Linked DNA regions of Homo sapiens: region 1 is linked to region 2. Evidence: chromatin contacts called from ENCODE Hi-C or POLR2A ChIA-PET data. All regions are on one chromosome and are shown on one strand. The core of a region is the stretch at or near the end of the contact, and the rest is flanking DNA. Distances in the headings are between cores, read along the strand shown.

The links. Hi-C counts contacts between places; a loop is a spot of excess contacts on that map. ChIA-PET counts read pairs that join two places held with the same protein, here RNA polymerase II (POLR2A). Pooled maps may share reads with other maps.
Region 1: a loop to region 2 is called in a pooled map, with 1.9 times the contacts of the local background. The contact joins two enhancer-like sites. A Hi-C loop is called at or near these places in 2 of 50 pooled maps. POLR2A ChIA-PET finds 5 or more read pairs at or near these places in 3 of 52 experiments (B cell, activated T-cell and activated naive CD4-positive, alpha-beta T cell).

Annotation. Positions count from the first base shown.
Region 1 is chr17:77,454,796-77,459,992 of GRCh38, forward strand. All of the region lies in intron 3 of SEPTIN9 (septin 9), which reads left to right. LOC105371903 (a long non-coding RNA gene) reads right to left here. Exons shown (of 3, transcript XR_934990.3): 3 at 1,743-5,197. Among named protein-coding and RNA genes, the nearest start is that of MIR4316, 60 kb to the left of the region's middle. RefSeq lists enhancers at 1-483, 484-1,390, 2,040-2,653, 2,654-3,268, 2,693-2,772 and 1 more. Within about 2 kb of position 2,601, at least 8 of the 41 ENCODE cell types and tissues checked have a DNase peak (open chromatin) inside an H3K27ac peak, as active enhancers do.
Region 2 is chr17:77,126,202-77,131,370 of GRCh38, forward strand. The region is part of intron 2 of LOC105371901 (a long non-coding RNA gene); the gene reads right to left. It also overlaps a transcript of SEC14L1 not described here. Among named protein-coding and RNA genes, the nearest start is that of SEC14L1, 12 kb to the right of the region's middle. RefSeq lists an enhancer at 1,539-1,588. Within about 2 kb of position 1,835, at least 27 of the 41 ENCODE cell types and tissues checked have a DNase peak (open chromatin) inside an H3K27ac peak, as active enhancers do.

The DNA.
Region 1 (5,197 bases), core at 1,351-3,850, 330 kb after region 2:
GGTCTGGGCCTTCTGCAGGCGCCTGAGCTGCTGTGGCCTGAGCTGGGTTCCCTGCTGGAACCATCACAGTAGACCTAATGATCTGCCTGCAGGAGTTGCTTCATCCCAGCCGACTCCGGGGCTGCGGGAAGGGGCTGGGCCTTGGTTTTGCTGGGGGTGGGGGGTCAGTGCAAAGGGCCTGAAAAGTGGCAGAGGTGATGGCCCATCTGTCCTCCCCCTGGCCGGCCGGCCTAAACGCGATTGGCTCTCTTTCTTTTTTTTTTTTCCCTCCCTTTTCCCTATAAATAACACTAAATGCGATTTGTCAATGCATTCATTTGGGTTCAGTAGTTGGACCATGGGCAGAAGCACTCCAGATTTGTCACTTTCCCTAAGCTAAGGGTGGGGAACACCCTCTGTGAGATCTTGGCTCCTGAGCGCCCAAGACTGCTCTTGGAACCCCAACTCTGGGTCGGTCTCAGGGGACTGACGTTGATGGAGTTGCTGACATTGACCTCCGGCCTCTGCATGGCCTTCAGGAAGGGGGCCCTTCGCTCTCTGTCCCGTCGAGCCTGGCTGGCAGCACTCCCTTCTCAGGCCTGTGCCCCCGGCAGGGCCTGCTGCCCCCGCCCTGCTCTGTGGGTGCCAGGCTCCAAGCACCAGGTGACTCGGTCACTGAATGGTCACTGAACAGTCATCCTTGCTGGTGTCCCCAGTGGAATGTGCATGGACGTCCTCCCTCCCCCAGATCCTTGTCTTTTATCTCTCAGCCTTTGTTCCAGGGGCCACCACAGGACCAGGAGGTACGCAGACGTGGGTGGCACATCCACTGGGCAGATTCAGCCCTGAACCTGCACGCCCCCTCCAAGGGGGCCCCCAGCGGGCGGGGTTGATGGTGCCGTCTCTCTCTCTGTCACTAGAACGGACATGAGGATTGTGTCTTGTCGATCCACGTCCTGAGTTCCCAGACGTCATAGGTGCTTGCTCAACGAGTGTTTGAATGAATGGTCAGCATTGTGTGACCGCAGATTTTCAACTTTTATCCAAATAGTTTGTGGTTTCTGTGAGGCTATCCCGAGACAGTCTCACAAGAATCTCCATTCTCCCTGCACGCTCCGCACAAGGTCTCCTTGGGGGGTTTTTCAGAAAAAGGGCCAAAGAGCAGCATTTCCTCGGGGATTTGAACACGATCTCCCCCGGGGCAGGGGACTGCCCTGGAAGATTCCCGGCACCGCTTCCCATGCGCCACGTGACTAGGAGGGTCTTGGGGCAGGATGGTGTCTTTTGTGCCTTGTGTGCTGGGGCCGGAGGAAACACTGCCCGTGGCCGGTGTCATCTGCCAGCCCTGAAGACTAATGATGGGCTGGACAGTGGCCCCATTGAGTGGGAGGGAGAATCGCTGCTGTCTGTAGCTGGGGGGCCGGGTGGGTGGGAGCCGAGGCCAGGGAGAACAGCGCAGACCTGGCACGGAGAGGCCTGGAGGAGGAGCAGGGGGTCTCAGCCACCCAGGGTGCAGGGACGCCACACGAGGAGCAGGTGTGGTGTGCGTCCTCCTGCGGGTTCTCCACCTCTTGGCTTCGTTACCTGCACTAGGCTTTGTGGTGAGAGGGCACAGAGTGGAGGAAGGTGCCGTGGCTAGGGCAGGCCACACGCTGTGCTAATGGATTGCTGTTACCTGTCGCCTCTGTGGTTTTGCTGTCAGGATCCTCCAGCACCAGGTCCCCACCACCAGGTATGGGCCCCACAGGCACTACTGGCTCCCCGAAGCCAGGGACAGACCCCATAGACAATACTGAGTCCCTGCAGCCAGGGATGGGCCCCCACGGCCAGTACCAGATCTCAGGGACCAGCACCGGGTACCCACAGCCAGGGACAGGCCTCCATGGCCAGTACCAGGTCTCAGGGACCAGCACCGGGTACCCACAGCCAGGGACGGGCCCCCATGGCCAGTACCAGATCTCAGGGACCAGCACCGGGTACCCACAGCCAGGGACGGGTCCCCATGGCCAGTACCAGGTCTCAGGGACCAGCGCTGGGTCCCCACAGCCAAGGACAAGTCCCCACGGCCAATACCAGATCCCAGTGACCAGCACTAGATGTCCACAGCCAGAGATGGGCCCCTATGGCCAGTACCAGGTCTCAGGGACCAGCGCTGGGACCCTGGATGACTGAAGGAGGGCACGGTTGACTAAAGCTGCAGGAGCCAGCCTGGCCATCCTGAGGCACTAAGCCATCACTGCGGTCTCAGGGGACTCAGACTCCTCTACTTGTCTTCTTGAATTCTGGAATCAGACACACCTGGGTCCAGCCTTTGCCCCCGGGGCTGTGTGCCTGGGATGGTTGCCTCACCTCCCTGAAGCTCAGTGAGATGGGGACGGCTGCACAGGGCCCGGCACAGATGGCACCCGATGGCACAGGGTCACCTGCTTGCATCCATACAGCCTCGGCCCTCGCTCTGGCTGCGTACCGAGAGTCCCATGCCCAGACCTCTGCTGAGTCTCCAAGCTCCTGGTCATGCCTCAGGCCTCCCGTGAGAAGCATCACTGCATGGACCATGCCTCGGGACCTCACCTTGGGCTGGGAAGCTTGCTCCATCTCCCCAAGTCTCCCCTAGAGGCGCCCCATGTCCCATCACTCTCACTGCTTGAGGGGTCAGATAGGGGAACCCAGTGTGGGAGGCCCAGAGGTGCCGGAGCAGACGTTAAGCGAGTTCCGTGTTTATGCGCTGGGCCTTGGCAGACACCCTGAATGAGCCTCTTCCCCAGGAAGGAGATTGGGGTCCCAGTCCAAGTTGTGGCCTCAAACCCTGTGACCAAGAGTGGAGAAAAGGCAAGACCCCTCCTCCCAGTCTTCCAGAACAGCCGATAGTGGTGGAAACATGGGGTTCACACTGAATTTCCTTGTAACTTGTTGAAGAGAATTTAGCCCACATTTTCAGGGGTGGAGGTCTGGCCGATTTGGCAGTGTGCCCGTCCCCCTGGCCACAGTTTACTCTGGACCGGGCACCCTGGTGCCCTCCCTCAGTGACGCAGTGAAGTCACTATGACGTGTTTAGTTGGTGAGAAAGTGCCTCCTGTAATGTTTTACTCTTCTTAGAGGGTGAATAAGCCTTGTTTATTATAAATAATTATTTACAGAATACATGAGGTTTAACCTAACTCTGGGCCACGGCAGCGTCCCCTGGGTAAACCCACGCGCCACCCTAGCTAGAGCCTGTGCCCCCACAGGCTTCCTGGACTCACCCTGAAGGGGGGCTGGATTTTCTGCCTGTCCCGATGAGAGGGCTGCAGGACAGTCCCCAGCGAGCCCTTCTGAGGGCTGTAACCTCTTCCCCTGGTATTTTCCTGCTCGCCAGGAATGTTTCAAGCTTCCAGCAGAAGCCTACCCACCATAGTCGCTTTCCACCCTGCTCACCATCCCTCCTGCCCTCACTCATTCAGCAGACCCCGTGCACAGCCCAGTGCAGGACTCAGGGTGGGAAGGTGTCCCGGGTGGGCTGGAGCAAGGTTCCCAGCCAGGGCGGGGTCCCAAGGTGGGTCCACAGCCAGGACTGTGATTTGGGAGGCCCCTCCCTGCCTTGTTCCAGCCCCGGCACCGCCGCTGTCCTTGTGCTCAGTGGAGACTCACTGGCTCCAGGCTCTAAAACCTCAGCGAGGTCTGCAGACAGGGAGGAGCCCCACTCGAGGGTAGAGTGACTGCCGGGTCCATTTGCCTGTTACGAACCACGTGGCCTCAGACCTGCCATTCCTCCTCTCCTAGAGCTATGGTCTTTTGTCTGAAAAATGGATAATGATGGTTACCATGTCAGGGACCATTTTGAGGACAAACGGGGATGAAACTGAAGAGGCTCAGCACGGAACCTGGACACAGAAGTGCTAATTGTGTGTTACCAGCTGCGGTGGCTGCCAAGGCCCAACCACATGGCAGCCACGGGCTGAGTGGCGGGCGGGAAGTGGGGAGCAGGAGCATGCAAGATGGGCATTCCTGAAGTTTCTGATCCAGTGAGATAAGTACACACCCAGCTCTAAGATGGAGTGTCCCAGGAAGGTGGAGACTGCAAAGGCCTTGTGGCGCAGGAGTGTGAGCTGCACCTCTGGGCTCTCTAGAATTTCACCAGAGCTCAGGGAGGAGGTCAGCTCAGATATAGGGGCAACGGGAGAGATGGGAGTGAGAAAATGGCTTGGCGTCTGGAAGTGGAGCCTGGAAAGGTGGGCGTGGGGACAGAGGAGGGCCTTGGGGGCCATGGGCCCATGCGTCCAGGAGGTGGAGGCAGTGAACGGGGCCACGGTCGGCCCCACACGTGGCACCACCAGCCCTGCTGAGCCTGCACCTGCTCCTCAGGCCCCCTGAGTGCCACTACCACCTGGCACCCCTTGGTCTGATTCCTGCTTCCTGCCCGCCTGGGAAGAGTGAGACCACTTGCCTAAAGTCCCTTAGCTGTCCTTAACCATTCTGGCTGCCTCCTGGCCCTGTCCAGGGTTAGCCGTTGACCTGAACTGCCTGGTGCCACCTCCCCAGACTCCTGGGGCCTTGCCCTGGCACCAACAGCCACCTCCATCTTCATCATTCACTCGCACATTCACCCAGCAGTGCTTTTTGGGCATCCACTCAGCAATATCAAGGCGCTGAGATGCGGCTGTGGTTAAGACCCGGGCCCGGTCTGTGAGGACCTCGCAGTTGCCATTTCCCCAGAGCACAGCCCCAGCCAGGCACACTGTGGGGTCCAGAAAGAGAAACTAATACATTGTGTTCGTCCATTTTGAGTTGCTATAAGGAATAGCCGAGGCTGGGGGGTTATTTGACTCACGGTTCTGCAGGCTGTACAAGTGGTGCCAGCATCTGCTTGGCTTCTGGGGAGGCCCCAGGAAGCTTTTCCTCATGGTAGAAGGTGAAGGGGGAGCTGGCACGTCACATGGCGAGAGAGAGAACTCCCAGACTCTTTTTTTTTTTGAAATGGAGTCTCGCTGTGTCAGCCAGGCTGGAGTGCAGTGGCACAATCCTCGGCTCACTGCAACCTCAGCCTCCTGAGTAGCTGGGATTACAGGCGCATGCCACCGCGCCCGGCTAATTTTTTTGTATTTTTACTAGAGATGGGGTTTCACCATGTTGGTCGGGCTGGTCCCAAACTCCTAACCTTGTGATCCACCCACCTTGGCCTCCCAAAGTGCTGGGATTACAGGTGTGAGCCACCTCACCCAGCCCTCCCAGACTCTATAGC
Region 2 (5,169 bases), core at 585-3,084:
GTCAGACTGTTGGGTTTGGATTCTCTGCTCTGAAAGTCACTTATCCTCTCTGTATCTTGGTGTCCCCATCTGCGAAATGGGCTGTGATGAAGATCATCGTGATGCTTGTGAAGTGCCTAGCACAGGGCCTGGGCCTGATACAACTGGTAGAAAATAGAGGGAACTGTGTTCGTTCTTCAAGGAAACTGTAACTGAATTCAATAGGGTGCTGAATTTAGGCATCACATGGGGAGGCAGGAACCATGAACTGGCTCCTAAGTTCTGAATGATCGGTAGGGGTTAAACACGCAGAACTCTTTGTGCCTCGGTCTCCCTGATATGGAATAATAAACTCAGGTTGCCAGAATCATAGCGGTTCCTTGCATGCTCCTGGAATTGCTAAGAGGCTGGTTCCCAGAGAAGCCCTCTGTGTGCCCGAGTGTGCCATGTGAGCCAGGTCAAGCTCTTCTCCAGGTGCACGGGAACCTTGGAACAAGGCCAGCCCTGCCAAGGACAGCAACATCCTTTGTTCTCTGGCTTTCTCAAAGCCCAGAGTCTACAACGTGATGAGCAAGCCAGCCTTGCCCTTCCCTTGGCATTATTTGCTTTGTGGGCAATGGTGATGGGTGGGTCAGGCAGGAGTGGGCACCCTCGGGGTCCAGGAGGCTGACTCTGTGGGGTGCAGGCACCTTTTTCACTGCTCTGGGCTTGACGAGGCTGATACCACTGCCGGGAGAGTGAGCAGGGGCGCCTCCCTTCCCTCCAACAGGGATTTCTTTTTTTTCTCTCTCTCTTTTTTTTAATTTTTATTTATTTTTTTTCTTTTTCTCTTTATTTCTTCTTTTAAAAAAAAGGGATACATGTGCAGAATGTGCAGGTTTGTTATATAGGGGTACACGTGCCATAGTGGTTTGCTGCACCTACTGACACGTCCTCTTAAGTTCCCTCCCCTCACCCCTCACCCCCAACCAACAGACCCCAGTGTGTGATGGTCCCCTCTCTGTGTCCATGTGTTCTCATTGTTCAACTCCCACTTATGAGTGAGAACATGCGGTGTATGGTTTTCTGTTCCTGGGTTAGTTTTCTGAGGATGATGGCTTCCAGCTTCATCCATGTCCCTGCAAAGGACATGAACTCATTCCTTTTTATGGTTTCAAGGGGTCTGTTTTCTTTTCTTTTCTTTTTTTGAGATGGAGTCTCGCCCTGTCACCCAGGCTGGAGTGCAGTGGCGCGATCTCAGCTCACTGCAACCTCGGCCCCTTGGGTTCAAGCAATTCTCCTGCCTCAGCTTCCCAAGTAGCCAGGATTATAAGCACCCACCACCACGCCTGGCTAATTTTTGTATTTTTAGTAGAAATGGGGTTTCACCATGTTGGCCAGGCTGGTCTCGAACTTCCGACCACAGGTAATCCACCTGCCTCAGCCTCCCAAAGTGCTGGGATTACAGGCGTAAGCCACCACGCCTGGCCAAGGGGTTTTTTTTCTAACCAGCTGTAGAGGGTTGAATGTGGGTCCCCAAAAGATGTGTCCAAGTCCTAACCCCTGGTACCTGTGAAGGCGATTTCATTTGTAAAACAGTGTCTTTGCAGATGTCAGTAAGTTAAGGAACTTGAGATGAGATCATCGTGGATTTAGGGTCTACGATGATCTCATTTTGGTGGCTTTATAAGAGAAAGGAGAGAGATTTGAGACACACAAGGGAGAAGGTGGAAGTGGAGACTAGCGAGAGGTGGCCGCAAGCCAAGGAACACCCAGGGCAACCAGCAGCCGGAAGAAGCCAGAACAGACCTTCCCAGAGCTGCAGGAGGGAGCACAGCTCTGCCGACACTTTGATTTCACCTCCAGAGCTTACGGCCTCCAGAACAGTGAGAGAATGAGTTTCTGTTGCCCTCAGCCACCAGTTCGTGGTAATTTCTTGGAACAGTGCGTCAACCATGGGTGCTTCCTGAGCCTTGTGTGGTGAAAAGTTCAGAGCCGTACCTTGTATACCCGGGGGTATGGAGGAAGGTCACACAGGCTCTTGGTTTTGCGTCAGCGTGGTTGTTCCTTCCTGGGGCACACCAGTTCTCCCCGCTAATGTCTAGTAGGCAGCTGGGGGTCACCTCTTAGCACCAGCACGGCGCCTGACCAGAGGCCACAGGGGTGGGCGGGGGTGCAGAGCTGGCAGATGCAGTGCCTTTTAGGACAAGTTATGCATTCACACTTGAGCATTTTATTTTATTTTATTTTATTTTATTTTATTTTATTTTATTTTATTTTATTTTATTTTATTTTATTATGTTTTTTTTTTTTTTCTGAGACATAGTCTCGTTCTGTCGCCCAGTCTGGAGTGCAGTGGCACTGTCTTGGCTCACTGCAACCTCTGCTTCTCGGGTTCAAGTGATTCTCCTGCCTCAGCCTCCTGAGTAGCTGGGATTACAGGCACATGCCACCAGGCCTGGCTAATTTTTGTATTTTTAGTAGAGATGGGGTTTCATTGGCCAGGCTGGTCTTGAACTCATGACCTCAGGTGATCCACCTGCCTCGGCCTCCCAAAGTGCTGGGATTACAGATGTGATTCACCGCGCCTGGCCACGCTTGGGCATTTTAAAGTAGAGTGAGCTTTCTGAACGTGAAGGGGTGATAGAGACTGTTGTGCCCAACTAAGCCAGATGACCATCTCCCCATGCACCCCTAGCCCCTTGGAGTCCATTTAGCTTATGTAGCTCATAATTATAGACAATGGTTTGCCAAGAAATTCCTTTGTATTTTTTTCAGCCTGTCTGTGCCAAGAGCCGTACAAATGAGCATTGGTCTTTTAATCATATTTTCATGTTGGTCTTTTGAACAATTTTCATATTGTTTTTCTGTTGGGGGAAATTTAAGATGGGGAAGGATTTATCTAAATATAGACGATGTTGCTGGCAACCAACTAGAGCGGTAGGCGGGACGATAATAATAATCTATGTGTACAGAACATTCCGGAGGCAAAGCTGTAGGATGCCTGGCGGTGGGAAGCATTTACATAGAGTCTAACCATTTACAAAATGTTTTCATCAACATTTTCTTATCCAAGCTTAACAACCCAGTGAGATTTTCTGACACCAAATTCCATCAGCATCCAATTAGTATTTTTGTTTTTTTTTCCTTTGGAGGAGGAAAACCCTAAAAGCTGCTTTAGGCTACTGAGGTGGCTCAATCAGACCCACAGGTCCTGCCAACGTGGGGAAGGGTGAGAGATGGAATTTTCACTGCAGTGTGAAGTGAGCACATGTGTGATTCTCAGCTGGAGGTCACACTGTGTATATAGAACCTTCCCGGGCAGGGCTGTAGGGTGCCTGGTTATGGGATGCATCCCAAATAAGGTATTGAACTGAAACCCTCTGAGTTCGAATCTCCTGGTGAAACAGGAGATTTGGGGGTCTGAATGATCTTCTCTTTCACCCACATCAAGGAGGACGTGGGAGAGCTCTGGCCTCTGATGACCCCTGTGTGTCTTCAGTTCTGCCCGCAGAGCTGAAGGTGGAGGAGGGTTTTCTTTTCCATGGTTAGCCTTGAGACTATTGCTTTAACTAAATGGATTGAGGCTGCTTGACTGTTTATTCTTCACCCAGTCGCGCCTTGTGATGTGGCCTCTGGTCTATACCCTGTTAGCGCGACATTCCTTCCTGGGGGTTAATTAAAAGCAGCAAGTCGAGCCTCCCTCCAGCTGTTTATGACCCGCAGCTGCACAGCCAGGGGATTCATTGCTGGACTTGCCAACCTAAGTCCTGATCCAGCAAAGGAAAGGGAGTGCCAAGCAGCTGCATCAGTCGGTGAAGTGAGGACTATATTTTGTGAAACAAACAAGCCAAAAAGAAATATGATTGGGTAGGCTATTTTTATTTCTCTGAGTGGGAAGCTGAAAGGCTTGGTGGCGCTCCTTTGTCACCCTAAATCTCATCAGATGCAGGCTGTGCTTTCTGCTACAGAAACTCACCACCTAAGCCAGGCCGCTTCCCTGGACTTGATGTCCTCGCCTGGTGACACGAGGTACAGTGCTGTCTAAAGGTGCCAGTGTGGGGTGGAGGGGTGGTGAAAGCATCAGCCCCAAGGATGCTTCAGCTCAGTCCATGTGGTGGGGGGATGTGTTTTTTATTTATTTAATTAATTAATTTTTATTTATTTATTTATTTGAGACAGCGTTTCGCTCTGTCACCCAGGCTGGAGTGCAGTGGCGCTGTCTCGGCTCACTGCAACCTCCACCTCCTGAGTTCAAGTGATTCTCATGCCTCAGCCTCCCGAGTATCTGGGATTACAAGTGCGCTACCACACTCAGCTAATTTTTTTGTATTTTTTAGTAGTGACGGGGTTTCACTTCACCATGTTGGCCAAGCTGTTCTCGAACTCCTGGCCTCAAGTGATTCACCTGCCTCGACCTCCCAAAGTGCTGGGATGACAGGCGTGAGCCACTGAGCCCAGCCTATTTATTTATTTTTGAGACAGGTTCTCGTTCTGTCACCCAGGCTGAAGTACAGTAGCATGATCACGGCTCACTGCAACCTCCCTCTCCCGGGGTCAAGTGAGCCTCCCAAGCAGCTGGGAATGCAGGCACATGCCATCATGCCCAGCTAATTTTTGTATTTTTGTAAAGACAGGGTCTTGCCATGTTGTCCAAGCTGGTCTTGAATTCCTGGGCTCAAGGGATCCGCCCGCCTCGACTTCCCAAAGTGCTGGGTTTACAGACTGCCTAGCCTGAGATGTGTGAAATGCACTCAGAATAAAGGCCTCATCAAAAGTTCATTTAGTTCAACCCAACAGATATTTAATAGGGTTCTAGAAAATGCCAGGTGCTATTAAAATAGGAGAAAATTAGTGACGATGGTACCCAAGCAACTTACAGTTCAACAGAAGACACAGATCCCATTCTTCTACGGACAGTCTAGTTTTAGCCAACATGCCTTATGATGGAATTGTGAAGTGCATGGGCCAATGGAAAGAGGCATCAGAAAAGCCTTCAGGGAGGAGCTACATTGGGCCGTTGTGGAACCGAATAGGCTGTGTTTCAACTGCTAGGTGTCTGTCCTATAGAGCAGGCTGGCACCTTGTAGGAAAATCTGCTTTTTTGTAGTGGATCTCTCTTTTTTTGAGATGGAGTTTCGCTTTTGTTGCCCAGGCTGGAGTGCAATGGCGCGGTCTTGGCTCACTGCAACCTCTGCCTCCCAGGTTCAA